Linked DNA regions of Homo sapiens: region 1 is linked to region 2. A link is a loop called in an ENCODE intact Hi-C map of the cell type or tissue named here. Cell type or tissue: lower leg skin. All regions are shown on one strand. Links, peaks and the distances in the headings refer to the core of each region. The heading gives the core; the rest is flanking DNA. Region 1 holds the start of LOC124903489 (a long non-coding RNA gene). Region 2 overlaps GALK2 (galactokinase 2).

The links. Hi-C counts contacts between places; a loop is a spot of excess contacts. Peaks named below come from ENCODE experiments on the same cell type or tissue, not always from the same donor. Only the 100,000 strongest peaks of a DNase experiment are listed, where the experiment ranks them.
Region 1: it touches region 2 in a loop (19-fold over the local background); 3 of 110 quality-filtered maps call a loop at or near these places.

Annotation. Positions count from the first base shown.
Region 1 is chr15:49,117,671-49,123,062 of GRCh38, forward strand. COPS2 (COP9 signalosome subunit 2) reads right to left here. Exons shown (of 13, transcript NM_004236.4): 13 at 5,057-5,392. LOC124903489 (a long non-coding RNA gene) reads right to left here and starts at 2,193. Exons shown (of 2, transcript XR_007064629.1): 1 at 1,375-2,193. In lower leg skin, for the core only: no CTCF peak of the experiment used is centred there; no DNase peak of the experiment used is centred there.
Region 2 is chr15:49,173,840-49,179,231 of GRCh38, forward strand. The region is part of intron 1 of GALK2 (galactokinase 2); the gene reads left to right. It also overlaps the pseudogene RPL15P19. Among named protein-coding and RNA genes, the nearest start is that of GALK2, 6.3 kb to the left of the region's middle. In lower leg skin, for the core only: no CTCF peak of the experiment used is centred there; no DNase peak of the experiment used is centred there.

The sequences.
Region 1 (5,392 bases), core at 273-5,272, 56 kb before region 2:
AATAGGCATATGTATATTATTTTTTCAAAATATACACATAACTAAATACATGGAAAGTAAACTGAAAAGACATGCTATTATGCCAGGTGACAAGGATAATGATTTTCTCTGTTCTATATACCTGAGGTTAAAAAGAATCGCTCAAGAAAAAAAAATGAAGCCCAGAGAGATTAAGTGGCAAGATCTCAATTCTTAGTCAACCATATAATGCAGGTCGCCTGTTTCCTAGGTCTTTCTACTCTACCACACTCCTCTTTCCTGGGAAGCTGAAAGTGGCATCTATTAAGATAGCAACCTTGGGCACCGTGGCTCACGACTGTAATCCCAGCACTTTGGGAGGCCGAGGCGGGTGGATCACCTGAGGTCAGGAGTTCGAGAGCAGCCTGACCAACATGGTGAAACCCCATCTCTACTAAAAATACAAAAATTAGCTGGGTGTGATGGCAGATGCCTATAATCCTAGCTACTTGGGAGGCTGAGACAGGAGACTTGCTTGAATCCAGGAGGCGGAGGTTGCAGTGAGCCAAGATTGTGTCACTGCACTCCAGCCTGGGTGACGGAGTAAGACTCTTTCAAAAAAAAAAAAAAAAAGATAGCAACCTATTGCTAGAATTCATTGTTTTTTCCACAGAAGCACAATCTCACTCAACTGTTTCCTGATTTTCTATTGAGGAGAAATAGCCATTACTTCTGAGATATGATTGCCTGCAAATTTAATTATTCTTGCTTCATAAGCATTCAAATATGTAAAGCCAAGTATACTTTCAGATATTAGGTTGGCACAAAAGTAACTGCAGTTTTTTCCATTACCTTCAATAGCAAAACCTGCAATTACTTTTGCACCAACCTAATAAAACATGGTAATTTTAGATGTATTGTTATTCCACTGTGAATTTGAGATTACTCAAAATACAATCTTTCAATGTTGTTTATATTTGAACTGGTTTGTTTCTTCTAGACAAACCCAAACTTTTCTATAATTCATGATTTTTATATTAACATCTAGCTATAATGATATTCTGAGATATCACAAAAATTGATAAACCAAAAGGGCTTTGTTTACATATAAAAAATTCATTCTTCATCAACAAGGAAAAATTGACAGCTTTTGTGGGGACATACAAATGTTAGGTAAAGCAATGGATTTCAACAATTTTATAGTTAATAGGCATCAAAGAAAAACTTTAAAGTTAAATGCTTATAAATATACAGTGTTGGGCCAGGCACAGTGGCTCACTCCTGTAATCCCAGCACTTTGGGAGGCTGAGCCAGGCAGATAACCTGAGGCTAGGAGTTCAAGACAAGCCTGGCCAACACGGTAAAACCCCGTCTCTACTAAAAATTAAAAAATTAGCTGGGCGTGGTGGCACACACCTGTAATTCCAGCCACTTGGGAGGCTGAGGCAGGAGAATCGCTTGAACCCGGGAGGCGGAGGCTGCAGTGAGCCGAGATCGTGCCACTGCACTTCAGCCTAGGCAACAAGAGCGAGACTCCATCTGAAAAATAATAATAATAATAAAATATATATAAATACACACACACACACACACACACACACACACACACACACACACAGTGTTGGAAAGGAAACAAACTGGTTTTAAAATACTTTATAGGAAGAGACATTTTATAGAAAGCTGTTTGTTATTAATGTCTGGAGTTATAGTTGGCTTTATTTCAAAATTTCCTAAGTTATTCTACTTAACATTCAGAAGATGGAAAAAAGAACCAACTTTCAGGTAAGGACAAATACTGCATGATCATTTATGTGAGGTATCTAAGATAGTCAAACTCACTGAAGCAAAGAATAAAATGGTTACCAGGGGCTGGGGGGTGGGGAAATGGGGAGATGCGAATTAATTAGTATAAAGTCAGTTACGCAAGATGAAAAAGTTCTAGAGGTCTGCTGCGTAACATTGTGCCTGTACTTAACAATACTCTATTGTACACTTAAAAATCTCATGTTTAGTGTTCTTACTACCACCACAACCACCCAAAAAAAGGACTTTAAAAAAAAACCTTTAGGTCGGGCACAGCGGCTCATGCCTATAGTCCCAGCACTTTGGGAGGCAGAGGCAGGCAGATCACGAGGTCAGGAGAGTAATTTCATTTAAATAGTCATCCTTAATTTCTCACTATAAAGTTTGTTTGTTTTGTTTTGTTTTGTTTTTTGAGACGAGTTTTGCGATTGTTGCCCAGTCTGGAGTGCAGCAGCGCGATCTTGGCTCACTGCAACCTCTGCCTCCTGCATTCAAACGATTCTCCTGCCTCAGCCTCCTGAGTAGCCGAGACTACAGCTGTGCACCACCACGCCCAGCTAATTTTTGTATTTTTAGTAGAGATGGGGTTTCTCCATGTTGGCCAGAACCTTATAAATATACAGTGCTTATATATAAATGCTTATAAATATATAAATGCTTATAAATATATGCATATATATTTATATACATATATGCAGAACCTGGCCAACGTGGAGAAACCACATCTCTACTAAAAACACAAAAATTAGGTGGGCGTGGTGGTGCACAGCTGTAGTCTCGGCTACTCGGGAGGCTGAGGCAGGAGAATCGTTTGAATCTGGGAGGCAAAGGTTGCAGTGAGCCAAGATCACGCTGCTGCACTCCAGACTGGGCAACAATAGCAAAACTCGTCTCAAAAAACAAAACAAAACAAACAAAAAACCTTTAATTTATAGTGAGAAATTAAGGATGACTATTTAAATGAAATTACTCATAGTTAAATAGAAGAGCTGGAACATCTTCATCATTCCACTGAAAATGCTTATTAACATTACCAAAGACTTGCATCTTGCTAAATCCTAGGGCCCTTCTCTGCCCTTATTTAACCTCTCAGCAGCATTCAGTTAATACTTACTGTTTGAAATGCCTGTTTCTGTGACACCGCTCTCATTTATTTCCAAGCTCCTTGTCCACTGTCTTTTACCAAAAAATACTTTCTTAGTCTTCTCATTTCATTTAATCATACCACTGTCTACCAGTTACTCAGTAACAAATCCAAGAGCCATCCTTGATGTTTCTCTCCTTCATAACCCCCAATTTCAACTCATAAGCAAATCCTTGTCAGCCTTATCCTGATCTTACCCACTTCTCCTGTCCTAGTCCAAAAATCTCCATCATTTCACCCAGACTTCTGCAATGGACTCCTACTGTCTCTCGGCCCACACTCTTGCCCCATACAGTAATTTTTCCACATAATAGCCAGTATCATCTTTTAAATTTCCAGTCTTCCCAGTGTATTCAGAGTAAAATCTCAGCTAATTACCTCTAAGACTACACATAATCTGGTCCCCGCCCACTTCTAAAGTCTTAACATCATACCCTGCCTCGTTTGAATCTGAGATACCCATCTCTACGAATATGCACTTAACCTCTGCCTGAACTGCTCTTCCTCTAGATCTGCATGTCCAGCTTCTTTCCTCATTTAAGTGTGAAATAAACTTTTATTGATAGGATTTTTCTCTAAAATCAACTTGTGTATCTGCCTCTCCCCATACAGCTAAGCTCTTTGAGCACAAGGATAATTTATTCCATATGGTATTCTTCAACTTTAGAATGGTCCCTAGCACATGGTAGGCACAATAAATACCTGTCTCAATAGATTAAGCGGTTAGAGAAAGGATATAACCCTTTTAGTATTCTAGCATGTTTGAATTCCTTTCTTTACCTGTTGGTGGTAAAGACGGTAATAATGACAGTGACTTAAGTTTTAACAACCAACCTTACCTTACCCAATTAGTACATTAGTTTATCATCTATATTTAGTCCCAAAACTTGAGACAACGTCTGTCACCCAGGCTGGACTATAGTGGCATGATCATGGCTCACTACAGCCTCAACCTCCGTGGGCTCAGGTGATCCTCCCACAACAGCTCTGGAGAAGCTGGGACTATGACTCGTACCATCATGCTGGCTAATTTTTATATTTTTTTGTAGAGATGGGGTTTCACCATGTTGCCCAGGCTGGTTTCAAACTCCTGGGCTCAAGTGATCTGCCCACCTTGGTCTCCCAAAGTGCTGGGATTACAGAAGTGAGCCACCTTGCCTGGCCACAAAACTTATTTTTTGAGTTAGGTAACTCTTCTTCAGTTGAAGACCACTAACCTACAGTGGTTCATAATCCGAGGCTTAAAATAGGTTTCTGGAAAGAAAGAAAAAAATTCCATTCATTACTCTAAAAATTGAGAGTTGGGAATATAAAACCATTAAGTACCACAAATAAAATAACTCAAATGTCAGATGTATATTGCTTATGTAGTTTCTTGCTGGGCTAATGCTATCAACATAATACCACCTACCACTGCTGTGTGAAATGCAGCTGAAATAGAAGTAGCTAATCTGTTTCACTCCTCTTCTACTCCCACAACTTGGAAGGCCAAAGGATTTGCAATGACAATTTGCAGTGACATTAGTTTTAGACACTTACATTGGAACCTTGGTTATACGGCTATTAGTCTGAAAGTTCTTTTGACTTTCAAGAGCTGTCTGATTGTGTTATCACTGTACTTTGAGATTAGGGTGGTCCATTCCACCAGGTGAATGTTACATCTGAGAACATTATTTTTAGATATATAATAAATTCACAAGTGGTTTCTTAGATGTTGCAGTCCTTAAATAGTTCATTTTAAAGCACCATAACAAGGCTTACAAAGCTTGGGAGAGAACATTTCTTACCCCACGTCTTTCCTTGGCTTAATTTCCTGCTTTAAAGTGTTTAATTTTATACTGAAGGAATAATTCCTGAGACATTTGTTTGAAACATGAATTGTTCCAGGTCAGATAATTAAACAGCTCAGGAGAGAACAGCTCCTCCATGAATGCTTCAAAGCATAATAAAAAGGTAATCTTAAACATGGAAAATACTAAAATCCTTTCAAACCAAATGAACAAGATTTTCAGTACTTTAGAGAAGCATTCTTAAAACATTCAACAGCTATTTTACAGAAGTATACATTTTTGAAGTACTAGATCAAACATAAAGTTACTGTGCTGATCTTGAGCATTGTAACTAATGTTAACACAGTAAATACTTAAGAAGTAGATTACGTATTTTTTATTACCAATAAGGAATGTGCACTTCCAGATAAATAAAAAAACCCTTGAGTATTTAAGCCTTACAGCATCTTATGACACATCCTGCACATATAATCAGTTCTCAATTATTAATTGGTGGAACTGACCATTTCAGGCAGACATCCTGTTACATTCCTAATCACCTACTACTTCCTTCCCACCTAGTGTTAGCTCAAGGAATTTGATACCTTTTATATTAGCTTATCATAAACAAAATGGAGAAAATTTATAATGCAACCAATTATGTAACACATTGCAAAACCAAACAACTTTCTATTTTCCATGTCATTGCTCCATTTCT
Region 2 (5,392 bases), core at 297-5,296:
CAAGAGATTCTCCTTGTCTCAGCCTTCCAAGTAGTTGGGATCACAGGAATGTGCCACCATGTCTGGCTAATTTTTGTATTTTTAGTAGAGACAGGATTTCACCATATTGGCCAGGCTGGTCTTGAACTCCTGACCTCAAGTGATCCACCCGCCTTGGTCTCCCTGGGATTACAGGCTGAGCCGCTGTGCCCCGGACTATTTCACTGTTTTTAAGGGCTGAGAGTATTTTGTAGTATGAATACCATTATTTAACCACTCAACATTTAGTACACTTAGATTTCTAATTTTTCTCTCTTGTAAACAATGCTGCAACAAACATCCTTGTGTACATATACATATGTACATATATGTATATATATTCTCTGAGCATTCTTGTGAATTTTTTAAAGCTCATTTATGAAAATGGAAGCAGAGCCAAAGGTAATAAACATTTAAAATGTTGATAGCTCCTGTCAAATGGCCCTGCAAAAAAGATGTTATTGGATTGCCTATTTCTTGCTTTTTTGTTTGTTTGTTTTGTTTTTAAGAGACAGTCTCACTCTGTTGCCCAGGCTGGAGTGCAGTGTCATGAACTCGGCTCACCACAACCACCACTTGCCGGGTTCAAGCAGTTTTCCTGCCTCAGCCTCCCAAGTAGCTGGGACTACAGGTGCTCACCACCACGCCAGGCTAATTTTTGTATTTTTAGTAGAGACAGGGTTTCACTATGTTGGCCGGGCTGGTTTCGAACTCCTGACCTCGTGATCTGCCTGCCTTGGTCTCCCAAAGTGCTGGGATTACAGGCATGAGCCACAGCACTTGGCCTATTTCTTGTTATTTTTAGAAACTCTTTTTATATGTGTGTATTTTTGTATTTGTATGTATTTTTAATAGAAACCATTTATTCTATATATATTATAAATATAGTTTCTAGTTTAACTTTATGACATCTTATGTAGACATTTTATAATTTATGCATTGTAGTATGTTGAATAATAATGATGATAGCATCTTTGTCTTCACCCTTATTTTAATATGTCATCCAAATGACCACCAGAATGGTGAGATAGTAGAAAGAAGAGCTTTATTGGCACTATCAGTTTGTAGACCAGAAGAGAGAGTCTGCAGTGTGGACTGAAGGTGTTCTAACTTCGAGTAGGGAAGAGGAAGTTTGGGTTTTAGGCCCCACAGAGTCTGTCTTATACAATAGAGTCATACATATTCAGTAGGTTTTGGGGAAAAGCTATACATATTTATGAGGGGAGCCAAGCACATGCGCAGTGGGTAAACATATATGTAACATACATCCCATGTTCCCTTCGTGGCAGGTTTTAGCATTAAAATGAGGTGGAATTTGGCTCACATAACAAGGTGAGCTATAGGACACAAAGACAGTTAGTGCACAGCCTTTATAGGCTGGCTGAAACTAGCTTAAGGTCTGCAGTTGTTTATCAGAAAAGAATGTTTGTAAGGCTGGTCCTCTGTCCAATCAGAGTTGTAGTGGCCTGGATCATAAGTCAGAGTTAGGAGGTGTCCAATAGCTGCTATTGCTAGGGGGTTTAGCAAGAGAGTGGTTTTACTTGTAGCCATGAGAATTTAGGAAGTTGTTACACCTCGACCTGTAACTTTTGTTACCTTAACTTTAGAGTCCCCCTTACCTGATAAAGGGACATCTACTTAAGTTTCTCAGATCACAAATGGGAATGCTTCTAATATTTTGCCATCAAATATGATGTTTGCTGTTTCTGGTAAACATCCTTTATTAAATTAAGGACATGCCCTTTTCTAGTAGGTGAGAAAAGAAAAATAGCTCTGAGCCATCTGAGGTATGTTAAGGGAGGCGACCACCTCTCATATTGTCTTATGCCCAATTTCTGCCTCCAAAAAAAGAAGTAAAAACTAAAAGGCAGAAATGAAATCCACAAGCAGACAGCCCAGTGCCACACCCTGGGCCTGGTAGTTAAAGATCAACCCCTGACCTTATCAGTTACTTGCATAAAAAAGCACTGTGAAGATCCCTGTCCTGTTCTGTTCCCTTCTAATTACCAGTGTATGCATCCCCCAGTCAAGTACCCCCTGCTTGCTCAATCGATCATGACCCTCTCATGTGGACCCCCTTAGAGTTGTGATCCCTTAAAAGGGACAGGAATTGCTCACTCGGGGAGCTCGGCTCTTGAGACAGGAGTCTTGCTGATGCTCCCGGCTGAATAAACCCCTTCCTTCTTTAACTTGGTGTCTGAGGGGTTTTGTCTGTGGCTTGTCCTGCTACAATGTGAGATATGCAAAGATTTATCAGGCCCAGAGAGACATGAATATGGCACTTTAGTCACATCCCTCGCCCTCCTTGCACCCATGTGCCAGGGGGCAATCATTTAAAGACCTTTTGTTCCTGACTTCCCCTGTTCCTGCTTCCCCTGTTATCTTGATGTTCCTGTAATCTGTGATACAAAGTACAGCCAATCAATAGGTTATGCTATTTTAATGTAAATTCTTGGTAAACAAGTTAGGAACCACCCCATTTTTTTCCTTTAAAAACCACTAGTAACTACTGCTAATCAGAGGGTATATTCATGTTAACTTGAATCTATGTTCCTGGGTTGCAATCTTCAAACTTGGCCCAAATAAACTCTGTATTAAGTTTGCCTCACTTTTTTTGTCTTTAGATCAACGCATGACAGAGATTTAAAAAATTTTATATTTTATTTTTAAAAATAAGGAATGGCTATGAAAATACATTTGTTTCTTATTTGGATTTTTTGAGAGGATCATGAAGTCATAGAATTTTCTTCTTTTTATTCTGTTAGCATAGTTCATTTAATCAACAGATTTCTGGTGCTGATTACCTTCATATTCCTGGAATGAACTCTGCTTGGTCACATAGGTTATTTTAGGTAATTACTGCATTAAATTTACCGACATTTTATTTAGGGTTTTTCTATCTATTTCCACAAGTGAGATTAGCCTATAGTTTGCTTTTGAGGGCCATTCTTGTCAAATGTAAGCATCTGGGTTAGACCAGCCTCCTAAAATGAGATGGGAAACTTTCCACAGCTTCTATTATTTAGAACCATTTATAAAAAGAAAATACCACTTTTTCCTTGAAGGTCCAACCAACTTGTTGTAACACTTTTTGGGCTTTGTTTCTGACAACTTTTCTATTTCTTTATTTTTAAACTCTTGTGTCAATTTTAGAAATTTGTATTTTTTCTAGAAAAATCAGCCATTTAAAAATTTTTAAATCTTTTTAAAATTTATGTTTGTCTATTATTTCTAGTATTGATTATGTTTAATGACACTCAAAGTTCTTTTTCTATATATTTTTTTAAATTGAAGAACCACCTTGTAATTTTTTTATCCAATCTGCTATTTTCCCCTGGTTCAATAAATTTTGCTTTTATCTGTTAATTTGCTTCTTCTAATTTATTTAACTACTTTTTGCTAGGTTCCTATGTTATATGCATACTTTATTTATTTTCATTATTTATTTTCTTTTTTTCTTTTAAATAATTTATGTTAAACCTATTGTATCACACAGTATGTTTTAAACACTGCCAGATAACTCCCTAATCAGATAAAGCAAAGACAAAAAAGTTTATCTTACTAGAAACAAGAGACATCATCACTTATAGTTTTCAAACATTATTGCACTTTAACTGTCATAATTTGACAAAGAATTCATGAAATAATCTACAGACTAGTTTTAACAGACAAATAATACTTGTAAGCAGACATGACTGTCCTAAATTGTTTTTTAGGTATCAACTTTACAAACATTACTTACATTAGTGGTAACGGTGGAGTTGGAGAGTATTGTGCCTTTTCCAAGATGCACAGTGAGAATCACCAGGAGTGTGGTGGAACTTATGACCCTACCAAGGCCACGGATCTTTCGGCCTGCAGATGTCAGCCCATGCATCACCCTTTGCTTGTGGACTGGTTTGGTGATCCACTGGGTGGCAGGATTTTTTCTGACAGCATTATGGAGTGGATGAATGAGGATAACTTCAAACATTTTGTATGTTGAATCTTCACCGAAGTGAGAACTCAGGACTCTTAGCCGGGCATGGTGGCTCACACCTGTAATCCCAGCACTTTGGGAGGCCAAGTTGGGTGGATCACTTGAGGCCAGGAGTTCGAGACCAGCCTGGCCAACATGGTGAAACCGCGTTTCTACTAAACAAAAATTACAAAATTACAAAAATTAGCTGGGTGTGGTGGCGCACACCTATAATCCCAGCTACTTGGGAGGCTGAGGCATGAGAATTAGTTGAACCCAGGAGGCAGAGGTTGCAGTGAGTGAGATTGTGCCACTGCACTCCAGCCTGGGTGACAGAGCAAGACTCTGTTTCAAAAAAAAAAAAAAAAAAAAAGAAATACTATATATATATATATATATATATATATATATAGAAATAAAATGTATAAATATGTCTATATGTATAAATAAAAATATATGTACATGTATATCATATATACATGTACATATATGTATGCACATATATGTATGTACATATATACATGATGTACATGTATATCATGTATACATGTATATATATGTACATATATATATATATGTGAATTCAGGACTCTTAGAACCCCACAGTGGCGTCCAGCTTTCTCGTCTTCAATGGACTTCAAGCATACTTTAGCTGGTTAACACCACAGTGGACAGGCTTGCCATAAGCTGCACCCTTAGGAACTGGGCATTTTCGGCCACCATGGTGCACACGAATCCTATATATAACGTAAACTTGCTTGGCCTTGTAGCCCTGTCGGTGCACTTTTTTGGGCTGGGTGGGATGTGGAGCCCTGTGGTAGAGCAGAGAGCTGTCAGTACTGCTAGCAGGGACTCTCCGAAGAAAGTGCATGGTATCAGACTGCTGCTTCCTCCACAGCTCCTGAATGTACTTGTATGCAGTTATCTTGGCTTACCTGATGGCTGTTGCCAGACGGAAAGGAAAGAGCCTTTCTCCCCCATTATTTATTTTCTTATATGAATAGAAGGCTAGAAAATTTTCTGAGTGCTATTACGGTTGTGCCTCATGGGTTTTGATATGTAGACCTCTCATTATTATTTTCAAAATAGCTATAGCTGTGGCCTTAATTTCCACTTTCCTTCAGCTTCTTGCTCATTAATTTGCTCTTTAACTCTTTTCATTCTTCTATTCAACCTATCTACTATTTTTATTTTCACCATCATAACCTCGTTTTCTAAGATCTCTAATATAATTTTAATTTTGTTTTTATGTTTAATTTTTGATCTTGGAGAAATTTATTGTGATGAAAGGAACAAAACAGAGATTCAAATTCACCCTCCTTTCCCAATGGTAATTACCAATCTTTGAAATTCCATCTCTAACATATATTAAATTCTCAAATATAACAGTAATAATAGTAATAACTAATAATTATT